Regions from separate parts of the Homo sapiens genome. Here region 1 is linked to region 2. The links are chromatin loops, found by intact Hi-C in ENCODE. Cell type or tissue: ascending aorta. All regions are shown on one strand. Each heading gives the region's core, and the rest is flanking DNA. Links, peaks and the distances in the headings are about the cores only.

Region 1 (4,075 bases), core at 1,086-3,585, 460 kb before region 2:
CTATAGTTGAGGAAAAAGATATTCAGAGGATACAGAAACCTTGCAGACATGGCAAAACCGGAATCCAAGCTAGAAAGTCAACATTTGGAAGGGATGTTTATATTAGGTCCTCACGGCTCTATCTGGGCTTCCTTGCTATTCAGTGTAGCGTCTTATACTAAAGTTTTCATAAAATAGAATAAAATATCTAAAAAGTTGTAACTGAATTTTATTTATTTATTGAGACAGAGTCTCATTCTGTCACCCAGGCTGGAGTACAATGGCGCGATCTCAGCTCACTGCAAACTTCGCCTCCTGGGTTCGTGATTCTCCTGCCTCAGCCTCCCGAGTAGTTGGGATTACAGATGTGTGCCATCACGCCCAGCTAATTTTTGTATTTTTAGCAGAGATGGTGTTTCGCTGTGTTGGCCAGGCTTGTCTTGAACTCCTGACCTTGGGTGATCTACCCACCTCAGCCTCCCAAAGTGCTGGGATTACAGGCATGAGCCACCGTGCCTGGCCTGTAACTGAATTTTAAATATCGGCTAGACTTCAAGAAAAAAAAAAATCAATTGTGTTGTCCCTTACAATTTTATAGGAGAATAAACTACTAAGGCAAGAATTCTTTCTTCCAATTGATGAAAGACAAACTACATATTTTTTATTATTACCTCTTTTTGGAGGGACAGCGAATGCTTTAAATGGTTTAATTTATTTCTGTTTTTCTGCTGGAGGAAACTGACAATGTGGCATTCTTGTTTTTTTCTTCCCATTGGCTTTGAAAGCAATTTCATGTATTTTAAAATACGCTTGACATAGCTAGAGATTCAAAAGATACAACATGATAAATAATAAGGTTTTCCCTACCTCTCACCTGTAACACCCAGTTTACCTTCCTGGAGAATAATTGTTTCTGGGTGTGTATCCTTAGTTATTCTGTGACTATATAAACAAATATATTTATAATTATTTTTGTTTCATACAAATGGCAGTATACTATAATATGTTTTTATCCTAAGTTTTCCACTTAACAACAATTTTGGACATCATTCCACGTAGAATATAAACAGCTTCTATGTTTAATTTTATGGCTGTCCAAAAGCTATTGCAGAGACAGCACATATATTTTTTTGACCGATCTCCTGTGTAATGGATTTTTAATTTAATTTACTTCCAATCTTTTATTAATACAAACAGTCCTGAGGTAAATAACTATATACATTCTATGCACATCATTTCATGCATGTGATCATTCCTGGAAGTGGAATTGTTGGATTAGGGAGGAGATGTGTTTGCAATTTTAATTGATATAGATTTGGCCAAGATCCTAAATAGATATAGATGCGGGACCTGGATGTTGGGTTTGATTATCCTTTACAGGCTCTCCATAGTGACGGTGGGTATCTTTAGAGAAAGCTCACCATTTTTGCATTTTACCTCTACTATTCCTCCTCTAGGAGAAATAGTGTATTTTTTCCTTTTTTGGAAGCCTTCATTACAATTCTCTTTCTAAGACTTGGAATTTCCATGTTGCCAAAGAGGAGAATAGTTACTTTATAGTTTCTCTGGTACAGCACTCAGAATTCTGTAACTTGGCCTTACTGCTTAACCTGCCGGTGCTGGGATCCTCATGTGTAAAATGGAAATGTTCATGACTCTTCTTCCTGAGATAAAATTTTGTTCATTTCATCAAACACTCAGTACATTCTTATTCCTCCATGATGCCTTCTTCACTCGCTAACCACTTGATGTCAGTTTCTGAACATCTCTATACTCCCTGGATTAATGATTCTGTTTTATCTATAAACTCAAATAAACCAGAGCTTGGAAAAGCGTATCAGAGTTCAAATTATGCAGCATACGGGATTAGCAACAGCCTTAGGCAAGAATTCAACCTCAAACCCTGTGAATTATTGTAACACTAACCCGTTTGTCCATAATCCTCAGGTCTCTAGGGCTGTACTCTCTGGCTTAGCAGCCACTTAACCGCATGTGGCCACTGAGCACATGAGCTGTGGCTAGAGGAACAAATCATCTTCTGTGGCTGCCCCAGGGAACTCCCCTTCATTTCACTCAAGTTGGTTGTTTTCATGCTTTCAAATATGTTTAAAGTTCATCATTTCAGTTTTTGAAGGACAGCATTGGCTGATACTATTTTCAATTTCCTAGGTAGCAAAATTAAAATAACCCACCAGAGGGCTCCAAAGCTGTACTAAGCTTGCTTTCTTTTTCTTTTTCTTCTTTTTTTTTTTGTAACCACTGGAAGTGCACAGAATCTAAATTGTATTGAGGGAATAGAATTTTTTTAAATATGCATTTTTTATTACAATTGTACAGCATTTGAGCCTCATGACTGAGTAGTTACTTGTATGACTGCAGGGCACAAAATCCTGGGCTTAAACAATGATGTTTCAGATACTCTCCACCTTTAAGGGAAGATACGACCAATTCATCAAAGGAATAGTGAAGAAAGGTACCCTATAACGAACATATACTAAGACAGCCATTTGAAAACATTTAATATGAGCTTAAATAATATATACGTTCACTTTCATTTGGCAATATAGTCCCCTTCTAAGCAAAACATGTTGCCAAATTACTGTTTGAAATAGTATCTCTAGAATAGTAATAACAAGCAGCCATATATCAACTATAACTTCAATTCTTTTTCTCTTCCAATACTCAATACGCTTATATGTACCAGGCCCTGTGCCAGGCTCAAGGCAATAGGGATGAATAAACATCTGCCTTCAAATGTCTTTATTGTCACTTTCCCCTAGCTCATTACTATTAAATTTTTGCAGCGTATAATCAAGATTATACAATTTGATCCTATTAGTAGCGAGGCTGAGGATGTTGACAGCTGGTTTAATTAAATAATGATTGTGTGGTGCTTGTGATTTACAAGCACACTCTCTCTATTCTTTTCTAGTTCAGAAGAACATGGGGTGGGTGGTTTGATATTAGTGTTAGTACTAATCTCATTTAAAAATTTTCACCTATATGGGTACTCCTTTTCATGTGATGTGACTTGCCGAAGATCACACAACTTACCGCAAATTCAGGTTTTAGGAGTTATGACTCCAGATCCCTCTCCTAGTCACAAGCACGTGTCAGTTTTGGGTAGCAACTAAATGGTAGTGGGTCTGTTCTGAGGCAACAAGTGGCTGACTCATGTGGCTATGGTGGCGGAGGCTCCTTGGAGACCGTTTGTCCCCCAGCCATTCCAGCTCTCTACTTCAACACTAACCTGCCTCTCAAGAGTGACTGGCTCCCTAATGTCCATAGAATAAAGTAAATTCAAATCTTTTAGGGGATGTGTTTAGTCCCCCAAAGCTTTCAGGCCTCCAGCATTTAAACAGTGCATAACAGATGCTTAGTTCAGGTTTGCTGACAAGATTTAGATAATCTAATATGTATTAGTATAGTCTTGTTGTAGATATAACTTTTTAAAAAGAGATTTCCCATAGCCAAGTACAGTGGCTTATGCCCTGTAGTAGCAGCTACTTAGGAGGCTGAGGCAGGAGGACTGCTTGAGCCCAGGAGGTTGAGGCTGCAATGAGACATGATCACACCACCGCACTCTGGCCTGGGGAATAGAGGGAGACCTTGTCTCTTAAAAAAAAAAAAAAAAGAAAGAAAGAAAGTTGATAAGGTGATTTCCCATTTGATTAAAAAGTAGGTTATTTTGTTTTGTCTAAAAACCAACAAAATAGTATATGCCTTGTCTATTTTTGGTGAATATGTATGCTGCGAAAATAAAAACTAAATGTTACCTTTATTTGCCTAGTAACTATAAGCTGTTTCATGTATTATATAAAATGATTAAAATATTGTTATAGTTTTAATCAAATCTTTTAAAATTTTTTTCCGACCCCCCTTTTTGTTTCTAGAAAGTGATGTGCCTACTCACTGTCCTAGTCAGTGGTGGCCGTATGCCGGTCACTGTTACAAGATTCACAGAGATGAGAAAAAAATCCAGAGGGATGCTCTGACCACCTGCAGGAAGGAAGGCGGTGACCTCACAAGTATCCACACCATCGAGGAATTGGACTTTATTATCTCCCAGCTAGGATATGGTGAGAAACTTGACAGT
Region 2 (4,075 bases), core at 1,028-3,527:
CCCACTGGGTTCGAGCAATTCTCCTGCCTCAGCCTCCCTAGTAGCTGGGATTACAGGCATGCGCCACCATGCCTGGCTAATTTTTTTTGTATTTTTAGTATAGATGGGGTTTCACCACATTGGCCAGGGTGGTCTCGAACTCCTGACCTCAAGTCATCCACCCACCTTGTCCTCCCAAAGTGCTGGTATTACAGACCTGAGCCACTGTGCCCGGACTGTTTTCTTTCATTTTCTGTTTTGGTTTACAAACCTCCACTTTAGTCTTCAAATACATTCATTTTATTAATTATGCTGACCATTGAATTTTTTTATGCTGGCAAGTATATTTTAATTTCCAAGGACATTTCATTGCCTCATCAGTACTTTTTCATAGCTTTTTGTTCTTGTTTTATAAATGCAATAATCTCTTGACTCTCTCTGAAGATACCAATTTGGATTTTCTGCTTGTTTAAGTTTGCTTAAGTTCCTTGTATTTTTGTTTCCCTGAAATTGGTTTATCTGCTTATTTTGGACCTTTTAGGCTCTTCTTTCTTTTTATTTTCCAAATATCTGCTTTTACTTATTTGTCCATCCATATTTGTGAATGATTGACTACTTTGGTTCATTATAGGCAGGTGGCATGGGTTCCTCTGGAATCTTTTAGTCTTGTTTTCTTAGTAGTCTTCTCATCTCTAAATGAGAGGGCAGCTGCGGCTCCATGTAGATAGGTAGGAGTATAGACAAACCTTGAGCAATGTGGCGGTTAGGGGCGTTGACCCATTGCACAGTTGGAAATCCATATACAACTTTTGACTCCCCAAAGCCTTACTACTAATAGCCTACTGTTGACCAGAAGCTTTACCAAGAACATCAACAGTCAGTTAACACATGTGTTGTGTTGTATGTACTATGTACTGTATTCTTACAAAAAAGTAAACTAGAGAAAAGATGTTAAAAAAATTATAAGTAAAAAAATATATACTTACTATTCATGAAGAAGAAGTAGATCATCATAAAGTTCTTCATCCTCATCGTCTTCCCACTGAGTGGGCTAAGGAAGAGGAGGGGTTGGTCTTGCTGTCTTGGGTGGCAGAAGATGAAGGAAATCTTCATACATAAGTGGACCCACATGGTTCAAATCTGTGTTGTTCAAGGGTCAACGGTAGATGGCACTTAGACTTCCCTATAAGGTGTGTAGTCAGGGAACCGCCTGGTAGGGACCCCTACAGTCACCTGACTTAGGAAGTGTGTTACTCTTGGGGATGGAGCACTTCATTTCTTTTACTCCTGGGCAGAGCTGACTTTTCTTCTCCAATGATAGTCCCCTTCTATACTTCTGGGTATGTCAGTATTTACTTTAAACTACTCTATTCCTCTTTCAATCCCACACCTTTTGAAATGCATTTATATATTTGATGCTTCTTATCTTTTTTAAGCCTGTAAGTTGTCTGACTAACAGAAATTTCCCAAGTAGGTAAATCTTAGGAAACAAATTAAAATGATAAATATGGTGAAATTTAAGACCTTCTAAATGATTAATAAAGTATATAAAATTCATAAGTTTGCAACTTAAAATCTCAAATCTAAACCAACTACTCAGTCACACATTTTAAATTGGAATTAAATGACTGATCTGTTTCTATTGAGCCGAACTCTCTTAAACACTAAAAATATGTAAAATGTGAAATATGCACAAGCTCCTTTACATAAAAAAATATTATTTATATTTGTTTAGTCATTGAAATAGCTCTGCTTTTAATTATAAATTTTTCTGGACTTGCCCACAAAGGAATAATTTATATCATCCTAGCTCAGCCAGTTAAGATTATATAACAGCCAGAAATATTGGCCCAGATGCTGAATAAATCCTTGTCGATGACTATAAGGAGATACACAGAGCTCTGTTAAGGTCACTGTATCAGTGTCCTTTAAGTGTGTGTGTTTGAAGGTGTGGGGTGGCAGGATGCAGGGAGGAAGAGCTGTGATAGCCCAGGTCATTCAGATCCCTAATCTGCTCTTTTCTGTCTTCATACACTGAATTAGATTTGGCCTTTCTTTAGCTTTTAAGATTTATGTGTGCCTTTTCCATCTAACTCTAAATACCTTTGATAAGTCCTGTCTCCTTTGCCTGTATTTTTTAACACTTAGGACTACAGAACTCTTGGGGGCGGGGGCATTCAAATGGCATCCAGAGTTTTAGTGCGTTCTCCTGACATTGACTTTTTTAGCCACATTTCAAGGTCATGCTACTGACGATTACGGACCAAGAGAAGAGCAAGTGACTGCTGACCTCTAGAGGATACTCAATGCAATAAATGATTGTTTTTCTGTGCTAATAATAGCACTGACATCATATGGTTGTAATAAATTTGAACAGGATGATTGAAGCAAATGTACAGCGCCTAGCATGCACTAAGAATTTGGTGACTGTGATCATTTTTTATAGTTGCATTTAGATAAAGAACTGTCCCTAAAAATTATTCATCGTTAGATGAGAAAGAAACCTTTAAGCAGATATTTAGATAAGGGGTGTTTTCTTTTATATCTCCAGTATATTCCCACTAGCACTGAGCAATATTTTATGAATCTAGTATCGCAAAAACAGTTTAGATTTATAGCAGGTTCTCAGCCTCAGCACCGTGGCCATTTGGGGCTGGATATCTCGTTGCCGTGGAGCCGTCGCGTGCATGGTAGGATGGTTAGCAGCGTCCCTGGCCCCTACGTACTAGACGCCAGAAACACTCCTCTCCAACTGTGACAACCAAAAATGTCTCCAGAACCTGCCAGATGTCTCCTGGGAAAGGCAAAATTACCACCATTTTATAACCATGCCAATTGCTGTGTATTTTTTTAAATCTGTTTTCCTATTTGCTTCTCTGAACTCAGTTCCTATCTTTGGAGCTTTCTATCTTTTGACCTAAAAGTGGCATGGAATATCTCAACACTTCCTTTTCCTCCCCAGCTCGGGGTCTAAAGAGGAGAATGTAATTAAGATTAAATCCAAAGCTTTATTTAAATAAATAATCAATCTATTAAGGGGAAAATATGCTCCACTAAAGCCATAAAGCCATCGGCTATCACTCCTTCTTGTGAGCCTGACTTGCTTTTTCGGTTTGTCGCTGGTTAAGAGAATTGCAGATGTATTCCATTGAGGAAAGCGGTATGTTCCCACACTAGCGAAAAACATTGTATTCTTCTAGTTAATCATTTTCAAAGAGCTGTTTCTATTTCTGGTTACTACAAAAATAATGGCCTGCAGGTCATCTATTTATGATCAAGTAAATTCCGCTTCATTGAAATGTTGTAGACTTTAGAAGAAAGAAAGAAAACACACTAAAGGCTTCTGGACAGTCAAATATTTTAACTTGGAGTGTGAAACACTAAATTAATCACACAGTAACTTCAGGCTGTTATTAGCCTTTTATGGTCAATGAATATTGATTGTTGAGTGAATCAATGATTGGACACACGTATACATGGATTTTATCACTTGGAAACTCTATAATTATCATACTAAATTCCCGATATTGTGGTTAATAGCTTTCTAGAAAAAAGAGTTGTTATAAAACCATAATGTATTACTGTTAAAAGTTGGGATTCGGGGAAAAGTAAGAGCTGTATAATTAATCCACCTATCAAAAAATAATCCTAATTAATATTTTTATTGTTAGTGAATTTGAATGTTAGTTGAATTGTTCATTTTGGATAAGGAGATTACAAAGATGTTTGACTCTGTTCACAACATGGGGAAAATGATTGGGCTATCTGAGACTGAGTTATCAATAGAGTATACTTTTTGTTTGTTACATCAGTAAATATCAGGGTTTTTTTTTTCTGTTTTTCCTCCTTCTTCAAGTCTGAAAAATTATTTGCCTAGAAGGGGAAACATATTCAGACAATTGAAATTCCACAGTTCATCTTCCCACATTTGTGAGAAAAAAAAAACGTGAGCCACCATAAAGTAACTAAAACAGCTAAATCAGTCTATTACTGTTGCCCTCAGTTACCATTCAAAAACTGTCTGCCATACAGCAAAACATTTTTTCATACACATGAACCCTACAGTACCCACTGTAACAAATACAGCAAAAATATT

What was found. Hi-C counts contacts between places; a loop is a spot of excess contacts. Peaks named below come from ENCODE experiments on the same cell type or tissue, not always from the same donor. Only the 100,000 strongest peaks of a DNase experiment are listed, where the experiment ranks them.
Region 1: a loop joins it to region 2, with 2.4 times the contacts of the local background. A loop is called at or near these places in 12 of 110 quality-filtered maps.

The regions. Positions count from the first base shown.
Region 1 is chr10:17,845,707-17,849,781 of GRCh38, forward strand. MRC1 (mannose receptor C-type 1) reads left to right here. Exons shown (of 30, transcript NM_002438.4): 7 at 3,873-4,058. Among named protein-coding and RNA genes, the nearest start is that of MIR511, 2.6 kb to the left of the region's middle. In ascending aorta, for the core only: a CTCF peak has its summit at 2,169 (motif pointing right); no DNase peak of the experiment used is centred there.
Region 2 is chr10:18,310,667-18,314,741 of GRCh38, forward strand. The region is part of intron 2 of CACNB2 (calcium voltage-gated channel auxiliary subunit beta 2); the gene reads left to right. Among named protein-coding and RNA genes, the nearest start is that of CACNB2-AS2, 51 kb to the left of the region's middle. In ascending aorta, for the core only: a CTCF peak has its summit at 2,275 (motif pointing left); no DNase peak of the experiment used is centred there; H3K4me3 peaks cover 1,119 bases; H3K27ac peaks cover 1,623 bases.